Regions from separate parts of the Homo sapiens genome. Here all the other regions are linked to region 3. The links are chromatin contacts, found by Hi-C or POLR2A ChIA-PET in ENCODE. All regions are on one chromosome and are shown on one strand. Each heading gives the region's core, a stretch centred on a gene start or an enhancer-like site at or near the end of the contact. The rest is flanking DNA. Distances are from core to core; before and after follow the strand shown.

Region 1 (3,587 bases), core at 882-3,381, 1.8 Mb before region 3:
CCTGCCTATTCAAAGGCAACCACAGTGGTTATTATCTCCAACTCTTCTCTTCCCTTTAGCCCCCGCCTCCTTTACTGCACTCAAATCCATTTCACTTTTCAACCACTCTCTCCCCTACAACCTCTCCCTTCCTCTTTCTGAATCCTTCCTAAGTCCCACTGGTAGCTGATGGAAAGTTGGAGGGGTGTATGAAAGAACTCACTCTGTCCTGTGTAAAGGTGGTGGAGGAAGGCTGCCCAAGTCTCAAGCACGTGCATGGCTGCAGAGTCAGACACTGGATTCTGCAACCCAGCCCCACCACTTACTAACTGGAAGGCTCTGGACAAGCCTCAGTTTCCTCAACTGCCAAATGGGGGTAATAAAAACAGCTATCTCACAGAGTTGTGAAAATTCAGTGAACTAATGGCCACTGAGCCCTTTGCACAAATCCAACACGGTAAGTTCTCAGTAAATGACAGTTTCTCTAGATCCTCTTCTTGGCAGGAGGAATAAAGGGAGAGGGTGAAAGGTATTCTTTAGGTCTCTTTAATGCTAAGATTCCTGCAAAATCTCCCCTTGGGGGACAGAAGGAAGGCAACCGATATAAGGAGGGAAGTACTCTACAGATATGTGAGTGAAACAAAGAGTTTTGTCACATCTCCAAAGTCAGTGTTTCCCCCTTCTTATCTTCCTACAACGCAGAGCCAAGAAGTCCTCAAAGCCCTTCCTAAAGGATGGAGGAACACATGAATATATACATCAAATCCTCCTTCCACAGAGACTCACTGAAGGGAATGAAGAAGGAAAAAGTCCTCCTAATTATTAAGATGCGTTCCTTGGGACTCGGAGAATTAGGAAGGAAACCCCCAAGTCTTGAATACATTTCTCTAAAGAGGCCGAATACTTAATAATCAGGGGAGATTAAAGCAAATGGTAGACACCCTAAAGTCTCCTCCAGGGCTCTTGCACGAAGAGTACAAACTGGTTTCTCCGTAAGCGGGGATGGCCAGGTGGGGAAAGAAAGGAAAAGTGCTTTCACTATGGCCCGTGGGACACAGGGGGTTCCCCGGGTCCCTTCCTGGGCGGAACGAGGGAGAGGGTCTGCGCGGGGCAATCCCCGGCTCCCTGCGTTGGGGGAGGCGGCCTCGGGCCGGGGCCCCAGGGACTTGAGCTGGCTGGCTGCTTGTCCCTTAACAAGCCCATCTCCTGTAACGGGATTCTCCTAGGACTCCGGGATCTCCCGGAGGTTCGGCCATCACTGGACCCCTCCCCGCACAAACCTCCTGACAGTCTTCCTCAGTCCCGCGAGCCCTCCGGGTCCCTGCTCTGGGTGTCCCGGCTCGCGGGGTCAGCCCGGAGCCAGCAAGCTCTCCACGCGGGCCTGCCCGGGTCCCTCCCGAGTGCTGCGAGCCGCGCGGGCTTACCTGCTGAGACGGCAGCTCCACATGCAGGGCCCGCGCGGCAGAACCGGGAGGCAGAGCAGCGGCCGGGCCCGGGGGTGGCTGGGGGACGGGGCCCCCGACCGACGCGGAGGCGCTCATCTCGATCCAGGGGCCGCCAAGCGGCGGGGCGGGCACTCTTCCGGCATCCGCCGCCGCCCCCTTGCCACCACCTACCAAGCCCCTGCAGCCTAGAAACCCGCCACCCGAGAGGCACTACTGCTCAGCCCAGACAGTAGCCGCCGCCGCTGCCGCCGCTGCCGCCGTTGCCGCCGCTGGCTAAGGAAGAGCCATATTACCGCAGTGCAACCCCTCCACCCCGCTGAGACCCGGAGCGCTCATTGGCTTAGCCCTCAAGGGGGCGGGACCCAACGGCAGAAAAGGGGCGTGCTATTGGGTAGAAGGTCTGTCCATCGCTGGCATTACTGGACTTGGGGGCGGAGGGACTCAAGGATGGCCTCAATTGCGTCTGTCAAGCCGGGGTGAAACCTGGGGCGTTGCTTCTTTTTTTCCCAGTCTAATTGGTTCTTTTACTACCAACGGGCAGAGTCTCCTGGTGGAGGCGGAAGGGCCATTGCAAGAGGTCGCTGTCAATTGTCAGTAAAGGGAAAGAGGGGTGGGGTCTTGATTAGGTAGAGCGCGCTTCTGGGCTCCGGTGTCACGTGCAGGAGGCGGGAGAGTCACCTGATTAGGGAGAACCGGTCTTCTGAGCCACTTCCGCCCTCACTGGTTGCCGTGGTAACAGGCCTCCGGTGGAGGGCGGGGACCCTCGGAAGCCAGCTGGGTGGCGATCGCTTGTCTGCCTTGGCAGGCCCCTTGTGCAGTCTTTTCCCGGCGTGAGCGTGCAGGGATTGAAAAGGAATGCTTTATGGTTCAGCAGAGAGCCACCACGCAGGATGCACTGGGACCTGAGAACCGTCGGGCAGTCCCACGAGCTCTTTCATGACCAGCTCCAACCGACAAGTACACGCCCCTTCGCACTCCACTAGCTAGTAAGCTGAGCTACAAGGTGTGCCAGGCACCCAGGACGCCGATTCACCGCTTCAGGTGGGCTGTTTGTGCTGTGTCCCCAGAAAGCCTTTGCTACTTATCCATCAGTCTTAGCTGGGGCAGGAGTCCCTTCTTCCAAAAGGCTTCTCTGAGCCTCTCTGGGACCTTGAGTTAGGAATTTTGACCCTACCGTGGGTCTGGATTATTCTATTAATTTTTTTTAACAGTGCCTCATTCTTTCGCCCGGGCTGGAGTGCAGTGGCAAAATCACGGCTCATTGCAGCCTCGACCTCCTGGGCTCAAGTGATCCTCCCACCTCACCCTCCTAAGTAGCTGGGAATACAGGCACATGCCACCAGGCCCAGCTAATTTTAAAATTTTTTTGTAAAGATGGGGTTCTGGCCATATTTCCCAGACTAGTCTCAAACTCCCAGGCTCAAGCGATCCTCCAGTCTCGGGCTCCCAAAGTGTTGGGATTACAGGCATGAGCCACCAGGCCTGGCCACATTGTCTTTTAACACATGTAAGCAGCCACCCTCCTTCCCACACACACACAAAATACTGTGAATTCTTCAAGCAAAAGGACTTTGTCTGATTCATCTCTGGATCCCCAGTGCCTGACAGAGAATCAGGAAATTTTTTTTTTTTTTTTTTGCAGTGAAGGCCCAGCTCAAATGCCACCTCTTCCATGAAGACTTCCGTGATCCACAATGATAGCATCTCCAGCAATTGCTTCTATAATGAATAGCATGAGTCATTCTGCAGGATGTTGATCTTCCTTTTTTTACTCCTAGACTGAATTTTTCCACCACCTGGATGAACATAGCAGAAAGAACATAGTGTTTTAGAGTCAGACACAATAGGAATCAGGCACTTTGGAATCTTGGCTCTACCACCTTTGAGCTATGTATCCCAAGGCAAGTCACTTCCCCTCTCTCAGCTTTAAAATAGTAATAGGATTGCTGTAGGGATTAAAGTAAATCAACATATGTAAAGTGCCCACACAGGACCTGGCATATAGTAGTTGCATTTTAAATTTTTTAAACAAAATGTAAGCATACTATCTTTCCAGGGTGTTCAGAAGCCTGAAAAACACCTTGGATCTTTTCTCAGAGCTGGATCACAAAGATGTCACACTGTCTCCTGTTCTGACACACTGAGTGGTTCCTCATGGCTGGA
Region 2 (3,692 bases), core at 959-3,458, 1.2 Mb after region 3:
ATGGGGAAGCTTCTGGCAGGCTGGCCTCTGCCCTGTGCCTGAGGGGCATCTGTGCAGTTCTACAGGACCTTCAGCCCTAGCAGTGTCCTCATAGCACCGGTCCCCAGGCCCACGTGGAAGAGGACCTGCTCTCCCAGGGACAGAAGGATGACCACTGCGGGGTACTGCCCGCTGAGGGTCCTGAGGGAAGGAAGGGGCCTGGGATTGATTCATCCCTGCCTCAGAGCAAGGCTTAGCCCCAGAAAGTGATGAAATAAACCGAGCTCTACCTGTCAATGGCCTTTGGCAAGTCACTTCCCCTCCAAGGGCTCTAGCTTTCTGCACTTAAAAATAATCCCCAGCCGGGCGCGGTGGCTCACACCTGAATTCCCAGCGCTCTGGGAGGCCGAGGCGGGCGGATCACGAGGTCAGGAGATCGAGACCATCCTGGCTAACACGGTGAAACCCCCATCTCTACTAAAAAATACAAAAAATTAGCCAGGCGTGGTGGCAGGCGCCTGTAGTCCCAGCTACTCGGGAGGCTGAGACGGGAGACAGGCGTGAACTTGGGAGGCAGAGCTTGCAGTGAGCGGAGATCACACCACTGCACTCCAGCCTGGGCAACAGAGCAAAGACTCCATCTCAAATAAATAAATAAATAAATAATCCCAACTTCCCCAGCCCTGGTGTAAGGTACCCCCAGGCCAGAATAGAAAGTCCTTGAGCAATTATCCAGCCGACATTCTGGAGGTTGGTGGTTTGACCCTGGAACACCCTCCCCCATCAACAGTCACTTCCTCTTTTCTCACCAGTTCCAGGGGAGGGTGGGGTGGTAAGTCCGGGCCTAGCTCCCTCCTCATCAACTTCCTTCCCACACTCAGTGCCCTGTCACCTTGACTGAGGCCCTGGGCCTGGCCTAGTTCTCATGAAAACCCCACCTCAGCCCCCAGGGTACTGCAGCACCCAGCAAACCTAAAGAAGGTCTCTATACCCAATTAACAAGTAAGAAGACTGAGGCTTAGCGATGTGATCTGCCCAAGGTTTCAAGACTGGCCCTTCAGTCTGATTTCAGCCCTCCAGATCTCTCTAGTCCCTCAGACTCACAGCTCCCTGGGTCGGGGCGGGGGGCAGGGGTTGGGGGGGCGGTGACCCCCTCCCTCAAACTGGACGGTTCCACTGTCTGTCTGAGCAGTGGAGAAGTGTGGCTGCTGGAGGTGGGGGCTGGCCTCGCAACCCTGAAGGTAGAGGACCAGCAGCCTGGAAGCTTGCAGAGAAATTTTCCTGGCTAAGAGCAGATTTGATTGTGGGGGTTTGGCCAAGATTAGCCCCAGTGAGAGAGCCGCAGGGATTGTGGTTAGACTTCCAACCACAGACATACAATCGCAGGCGGCCAGAGGTGCGACACACAGGCACACCTGTTCATCCCCTCTTGAAATGCCACACCCTATCCTGACCAGCTGCCCAGAAACAATTCTGAGAGTCCGACTTCGCTGGGCTCAGCCAGCATCCACCAGCAGCCCGGGGCCCCCTGATGCCCCCTCAGGCTGGGTAGGCTGACAGGGAGGTGTTCCATAAGCCTGTGCCAGCGTCGCCTGTCAGCGGCAGAGCCTGAGATGCACAGCCTCCTCCTTAGAGGTTCCGAGTGTCGCCCCTCTCCGGATGGGCCAATAAGTGGCTGCTCTGGACAAGTCCCGCGTTCTTTCACTGCGCTACCGAGACTAAGTGCACTGATCAAGCCCCTACCCCGGGGACTGCCCGGGTGGGGAGGCAAAAGAGACCCTGCAAAACCAACACCCGAGGACGCACTTGCGTCTCGGAAGCCCAGCTTGTGGGAGGCAGAGCCCGTCCTGAGGGGCGACGAGGGCAGGGGGACCAGGAGGGGCTCGTCCAGGTTCTAACCAGAGCCTGGATGGCAAGGGGCGGAGTCCTGGCAGTCGGGATGGGCGTAACGCACAGGCTCAAGGCATAAGGCACAGCGCACTCGGGTCACAGGCGGAGGAGCCAGCCAAACCCTCTCCCCGCGCCCGTAGCCGCGTCCCCTCAGCCGCCATCCTCTCAGCACCGGGGCGCACTCACAGGCCGGCACCAGCTCCAGGAAAAGCGCCTTTTGCGTACGGTCCCGAAGCCGCAGCTGCCGCACGATGTGGCGTTTCCAGCGCGCTGCGGGGGCACCGGGGACGCCCGGCCCCGCCATGGCCGCGCTCTCCCGCCTAGCGGCGCGTTCCTCCCGCCCAGGACGGCGCCAGGCCGGGGCGGGGCCTCGCGGGGACTCCGTGACGCCAGGGGGCGGGCGGCGGCGGGGAATCCCCGGCTTGTCCCAAGAGGGCTTTGGCGGGGAGGACCGAAGGCCGACGCCGGGAGGATCTGCCTCCGGGAGGAGCCGCCTCCGGGTCTGAACCGCCGGGGCCCCGTCCGAAATGTTCACCTAAGTGGGGGCTCCTGTGGCTGCGAGGGTCATAAGCAGGAGCGAGGTCGGAGCCTCCGGGGAGGCTTCCCCCACGCGGGTGGAGCGCTCCGGAGGCGGGGCCCTCAAGGCCCGGGTGTCTTAACCCCGCCGCGCCCGGGCCGAGTTCGAGAGCCGCTGGTGCTTCCCAGGCCGTCGCGCTCCTGGCCGCGCACCCAGCCAGGGACCCAGAGGCCCTCAGCCCCGGGCTCTGCGCGTACACTGAGGGCGCGGCGCAGCAGGACAGCAAGATAAGGAAGCAGAGACTGAAGGGAGGAATCCCCGCTTTCCGGGGATGATGGCGTTCGAGTTGGGTCTGTGAGGGATGAAATAGGAGTTGGCCAGAGGGAGAGAGGGACTCTAGGCCTCGAGAAGAGCACGTGCAGAGGTTCCGTGACACGAAAACGCCAGGTGGGTGCGGGGCTGGGAGGACAGGAGGCAGAAGGGTTTACGGCTCCACATGGTCGCCGAAATTTTAGGTCCCTGAGAGTAAAGGGGTGCAGCTGATTTCATCTAGAAAGCCCCTGGCCGGGAGGAGAGAACGAGCTTGCTTGCCTGGGGTTGCAAAGGAGTGGGTAGCTGAGACGGCCAGCACCCCAGCATCCTGACTCAGGGCCAGACGCTTCACCCCATTGGGCGGCGTCTGGAGGAGCAGACACATCTCTTGTGGGTACCCTCGAAAGTGAATCATGGGTCGCAGGGAACTGTGGTCAAACCGTCTCTAGCTAGATGCTAGAGAGCCAGCTCTGCAGGCTCAGGCTACTGTGAGACACGAAAGGAGGGACTCGCTGGGCACAGCCTCACCCTGGGGCATGCCAGCAGGCCCTGCCCTCTGAGTGTTGGCAGACTTGAACATCCCTAGGGAACGAGAGAAGTTGGGCAACGATGGGAGAGCAGTGCAGGCCCTGGAGGTGACGAGTCTGTTGAGATTCTGATGGGGATGGGTCAGAGGACGTAGAAAGCAGTGAAGGCCTAGACGCCCCCAGGTCAGTGTAGCCTGCTCTGCTTCCAGTGAGCTGGGCTCAGTCCCCCACATGTCATTGTCTTAGACGCCCATGGCCTTTGCACAGGCCGAGCCTGATGTTTGGAACATCGTCGCCTCTAGGGGGCCTGGCTCCTAATCATGCATCACCTCCTCCAGGAGAACTTTCCTGCCCCTACACTGAGTTCAAGCTTCTCAGACACCAGCCCCAGTTGAGTTCGAGTTATAACCGTCACCAGTTATCACACCATCCTGTAATCTGTGCGGTGCCCCTTAGGGCAGGACCTG
Region 3 (3,630 bases), core at 106-2,605:
GGCGGAGGGAGACTCACAGTGCCACAAAAAAACTTTATCTTTTCTTTTTTTTTTTCTTTTCTTTCTTTCTCTTTCTTTCTTGTCTTTCTGTCTTTCCTCTCTCTCTCTCTGTCTTTCTTTCCTCTCTTTCTTTCTTTTTTCCTACATGGCAAGATCTCCTCATGGCAGAAATAATCTGCCTTGACTTCTGTTTCCACGCTGCTTCTGCCAGGACCATGCGCTCGGCGTGTTTTTCTTTCCGCTATAATTATCCAGGCCCATCCCAGCTCTGGTCCCCTCAGCTGTTCCCTGGCAGTCCCTTCTGCTGGTGAAAACACATATGGCGCCGGCCTGACCAGGGTGTAAGTGTGTGAATATCAGGAAGATGACTGAACGTCTTTGGGACTCCGTTTCCTCATTGTAAAATGGAGGTTAATACCAGCCTTCTTCTACTCCCCAAACGCACGTGTTTGTCCCGGCCAGAGGGCCCAATTGTTGGCTGTTCACGCGTCAGTTACCCCCACAGGACGGGTCAGCCAATTAAAGGCGAACCAGGCCCGGTCCATCTCCTGACGCCTTTTCTCATCCCAGGGCTGGACAGGCAGCTGGCCTGGGCCCGGCTCTGCCTTGTCACGTGCGGGGGCCGGCCCGTTTGCTTGTCTGTGTGTAGGAGCGTGAGGTCACGCTGGGTGCTCCCGCCCCGCCGGGGCCTTTAGTGTCCTGGTCCCTAAACGCCAGGCCGCTCCACCGGGGGAGAAGGCGCGAACCCCAGCCGAGCCCAACGGCTGTTGTCGGTTGCCGGGCCACCTGTTGCTGCAGTTCTGATTGGTTCCTTCCCCCGACAACGCGGCGGCTGTAACCAATCGACAGCGAGGCCGGTCGCGAGGCCCCAGTCCCGCCCTGCAGGAGCCAGCCGCGCGCTCGCTCGCAGGAGGGTGGGTAGTTTGCCCAGCGTAGGGGGGCTGGGCCCATAAAAGAGGAAGTGCACTTAAGACACGGCCCCGCTGGACGCTGTTAGAAACCGTCCTGGCTGGGAAGGCAAGAGGTGTGTGACTGGACAAGACTTGTTTCTGGCGGTCAGTCTTGCCATCCTCACAGAGGTTGGCGGCCCGAGAGAGTGTGAGGCAGAGGCGGGGAGTGGCAAGGGAGTGACCATCTCGGGGAACGAAGGAGTAAACGCGGTGATGGGACGCACGGAAACGGGAGTGGAGAAAGTCATGGAGAGAACCCTAGGCGGGGCGGTCCCCGCGGAAAGGCGGCTGCTCCAGGGTCTCCGCACCCAAGTAGGAGCTGGCAGGCCCGGCCCCGCCCCGCAGGCCCCACCCCGGGCCCCGCCCCCGAGGCTTAAGCCGCGCCGCCGCCTGCGCGGAGCCCCACTGCGAAGCCCAGCTGCGCGCGCCTTGGGATTGACTGTCCACGCTCGCCCGGCTCGTCCGACGCGCCCTCCGCCAGCCGACAGACACAGCCGCACGCACTGCCGTGTTCTCCCTGCGGCTCGGTGAGCCTGGCCCCAGCCCTGCGCCCTTTGCGCCCCCCACGCTTGTTCTGCGTGCGCTGCCCGCTCTTCCATTTACCTTCTCTCCCACCCAAGTTTGTACTCTTTTCTTTCTCTCGGTTTTATTTTTTGTTTTTGTTTGTTTGTTTGAGACAGGCTTTCGCTCTGTCTCCCAGGCTGGAGTGCAGTGGCGCGATCTCGGCTCACTGCAGCCTCCACCTCCCAGGTTCAAGCGATCCGCCTGCCGAGTAGCTGGGATTACAGGCGCCCGCCACCACGCCTGGCTAATTTTTGTGTTTTGTAGAGATGGGGTTTCGCCATGTTGGCCAGGCTGGCCTCGAACTGCTGAGCTCAAGCAATCCGCCCGCCTCGGCCTCACAAAGTCCTAGAATTTTAGGCATGAGCCTCCGGGTCCGGCCTGTGCTAATCCTTTCTGTCCTTGGTTCTTTATTTCTCTTCTCTCTTTTTCTTAGTCCCTTTTGTTCTTTCCCTCTCCCGTTCAGTTGGCTGTCGTTTGAGCCTCCACCTTTTCACTCCCTCCTTTCCACCACGATGCCGAGCCCTGCCTTGGATGGGGACCATCAGCGATGACCACAATGACCTCTCCCTTACCAGGCAGCTCCAGGCAGTGTTCCTGCACCGCCTTTCCCAGGGCTTGGGGGCTTTTTCTAGTGGGCTTTGAGCTGCTCAATCTGGCCTCTGCAGGGCCGGCTCCCAGCCCTTCCAACCTCCTCACAGCCCGACCTGGGACCTAGCCAATTCCCGGAGAGTCTCTGTCCCATCGTGACCCCCTCACAACTCTCCCACTCACCAAAGTCTGATGACTGTGCTAGGGGGTGCTTATATAGAGTACTGAGTGTTACAAAAGCAGAAGTCTGGATGAGAACCAATTTGTGATATTAAGCAGGTGGGGTGGGGGTGGGGAGTGTACCTAGGTTCATTTTCCGCCCTGCTTTTCCCCTTTCCAGTGTGTGCACTTAACCAGTCCCTGGGCCCTGTTCCCCATCCCCCTCCAAGGCATGGATTGGGTGGGCTTGTGTGTCTTGGGGCAGGTGGCCCTTTCTAAACTCTCTGCCTTTGCTCACCCACAGGACACATAGTATGACCATTAGGTGTTTCGTCTCCCACCCATTTTCTATGGAAAACCAAGGGGATCGGGCCATGATAGCCACTGGCAGCTTTGAAGAACGGGACACCTTTAGAGAAGCTTGATCTTGGAGGCCTCACCGTGAGACCTTACAAAGCCGGGTAAGAGTCCAGTCCAAGGAAGAGGTCTCTTGCTGCCTCCTAACCCTGTGGTCTAGGGGCAGGAGTCAGCAGGGCATTAACAAAAATAATTACCATCCCCACCCCCGACAGTGAAGTGGCTCTTTCCAGTTCACAGAGCACTCTCACACCTCCCCGCTCTCATTCTGGCCCTTCAGCTGACTCGGACAAGCCAAGGATCTTGGTCCCCATTTTATAAAGGAGAAAACTGAGGCCCACGTGTAACAGTGATTGGCCCCAAGTCATCCCGGGAGCCAGCAGAAGAGCTAGGACAGGAACCTATTGTTCTAACTTCATATTGATGCTAGCTTTTGACTATCCCTGAAACCGAGATTGGTAATCAGCCCGGCTCTGAAACTGGTTATTTGCTGGGGACTGTAAAATAGGATTAACTATTTCTAGTCCTGCATTTTAATTGCTGTTAGTAGGGCCATCTTACCCACCCTCTGAAGGACCTGACTTGGCAAGCCCAAGGCAACATTCAGAATATGGCAGCTGAACCTCTGTGCACTTGTCTTTGGGCAGCAGCTGGGTCTTATTCTTCTCTGGCCTTCACAACATCCTGCAACCCAGCTCAAGGTCAGGAATGTGACAGACTCATGTCATCATATCTCTGATGCCCAGAGAAGGGATACCATTTGCCTGAGCCTTCTCAGTACTGTTTAATCAGCCTGTGAGAACTTTCCTTGTGAAAGGCCCTGTCTGTGCCTGGGGCTGATAAAACAGCAAGAACGAACTGAGGAGCTGGGCAGCAGTGCAAAGCAAATACTACCAGCTTTGGTGCCTGTAAGTGTGGCTCTTACTCATCTCACATGGAAATAAGGGCAGCCACCTTGCAGGGCTGCTCTGAGGATTGAGCTAATACAGTGCCCTGGGCGTTGGGGTGGGGA

What was found. Hi-C counts contacts between places; a loop is a spot of excess contacts on that map. ChIA-PET counts read pairs that join two places held with the same protein, here RNA polymerase II (POLR2A). Pooled maps may share reads with other maps.
Region 1: a pooled map shows a loop between it and region 3 (9-fold over the local background). The contact joins the promoter of UVRAG-DT here to the promoter of UCP2 in region 3. A Hi-C loop is called at or near these places in 1 of 168 maps with a recorded cell type or tissue (GM12878), 1 of 37 single-sample maps with no recorded cell type and 6 of 50 pooled maps.
Region 2: a loop to region 3 is called in a pooled map, with 7 times the contacts of the local background. The contact joins the promoter of ATG16L2 here to the promoter of UCP2 in region 3. A Hi-C loop is called at or near these places in 7 of 50 pooled maps. POLR2A ChIA-PET finds 5 or more read pairs at or near these places in 2 of 52 experiments (B cell and activated CD4-positive, alpha-beta T cell).

What each region holds. Positions count from the first base shown.
Region 1 is chr11:75,813,341-75,816,927 of GRCh38, reverse strand. It overlaps UVRAG-DT (UVRAG divergent transcript), which reads left to right and starts at 2,131. Exons shown (of 2, transcript NR_144531.1): 1 at 2,131-2,465; 2 at 3,067-3,414. UVRAG (UV radiation resistance associated) reads right to left here and starts at 1,718. Exons shown (of 15, transcript NM_003369.4): 1 at 1,404-1,718. The coding sequence starts at 1,520. RefSeq lists a silencer at 1,395-1,594 and enhancers at 1,890-2,184, 2,055-2,484, 2,408-3,587.
Region 2 is chr11:72,812,927-72,816,618 of GRCh38, reverse strand. It overlaps ATG16L2 (autophagy related 16 like 2), which reads right to left and starts at 2,208. Exons shown (of 18, transcript NM_033388.2): 1 at 2,056-2,208. The coding sequence starts at 2,173. It overlaps LOC107984421 (a long non-coding RNA gene), which reads left to right and starts at 2,552. Exons shown (of 3, transcript XR_007062771.1): 1 at 2,552-3,692. RefSeq lists enhancers at 1,436-1,585, 3,596-3,692 and silencers at 2,116-2,565, 2,966-3,055.
Region 3 is chr11:73,980,568-73,984,197 of GRCh38, reverse strand. UCP2 (uncoupling protein 2) reads left to right here and starts at 1,355. Exons shown (of 8, transcript NM_003355.3): 1 at 1,355-1,477; 2 at 2,566-2,722. RefSeq lists an enhancer at 18-518 and silencers at 775-934, 1,235-1,444.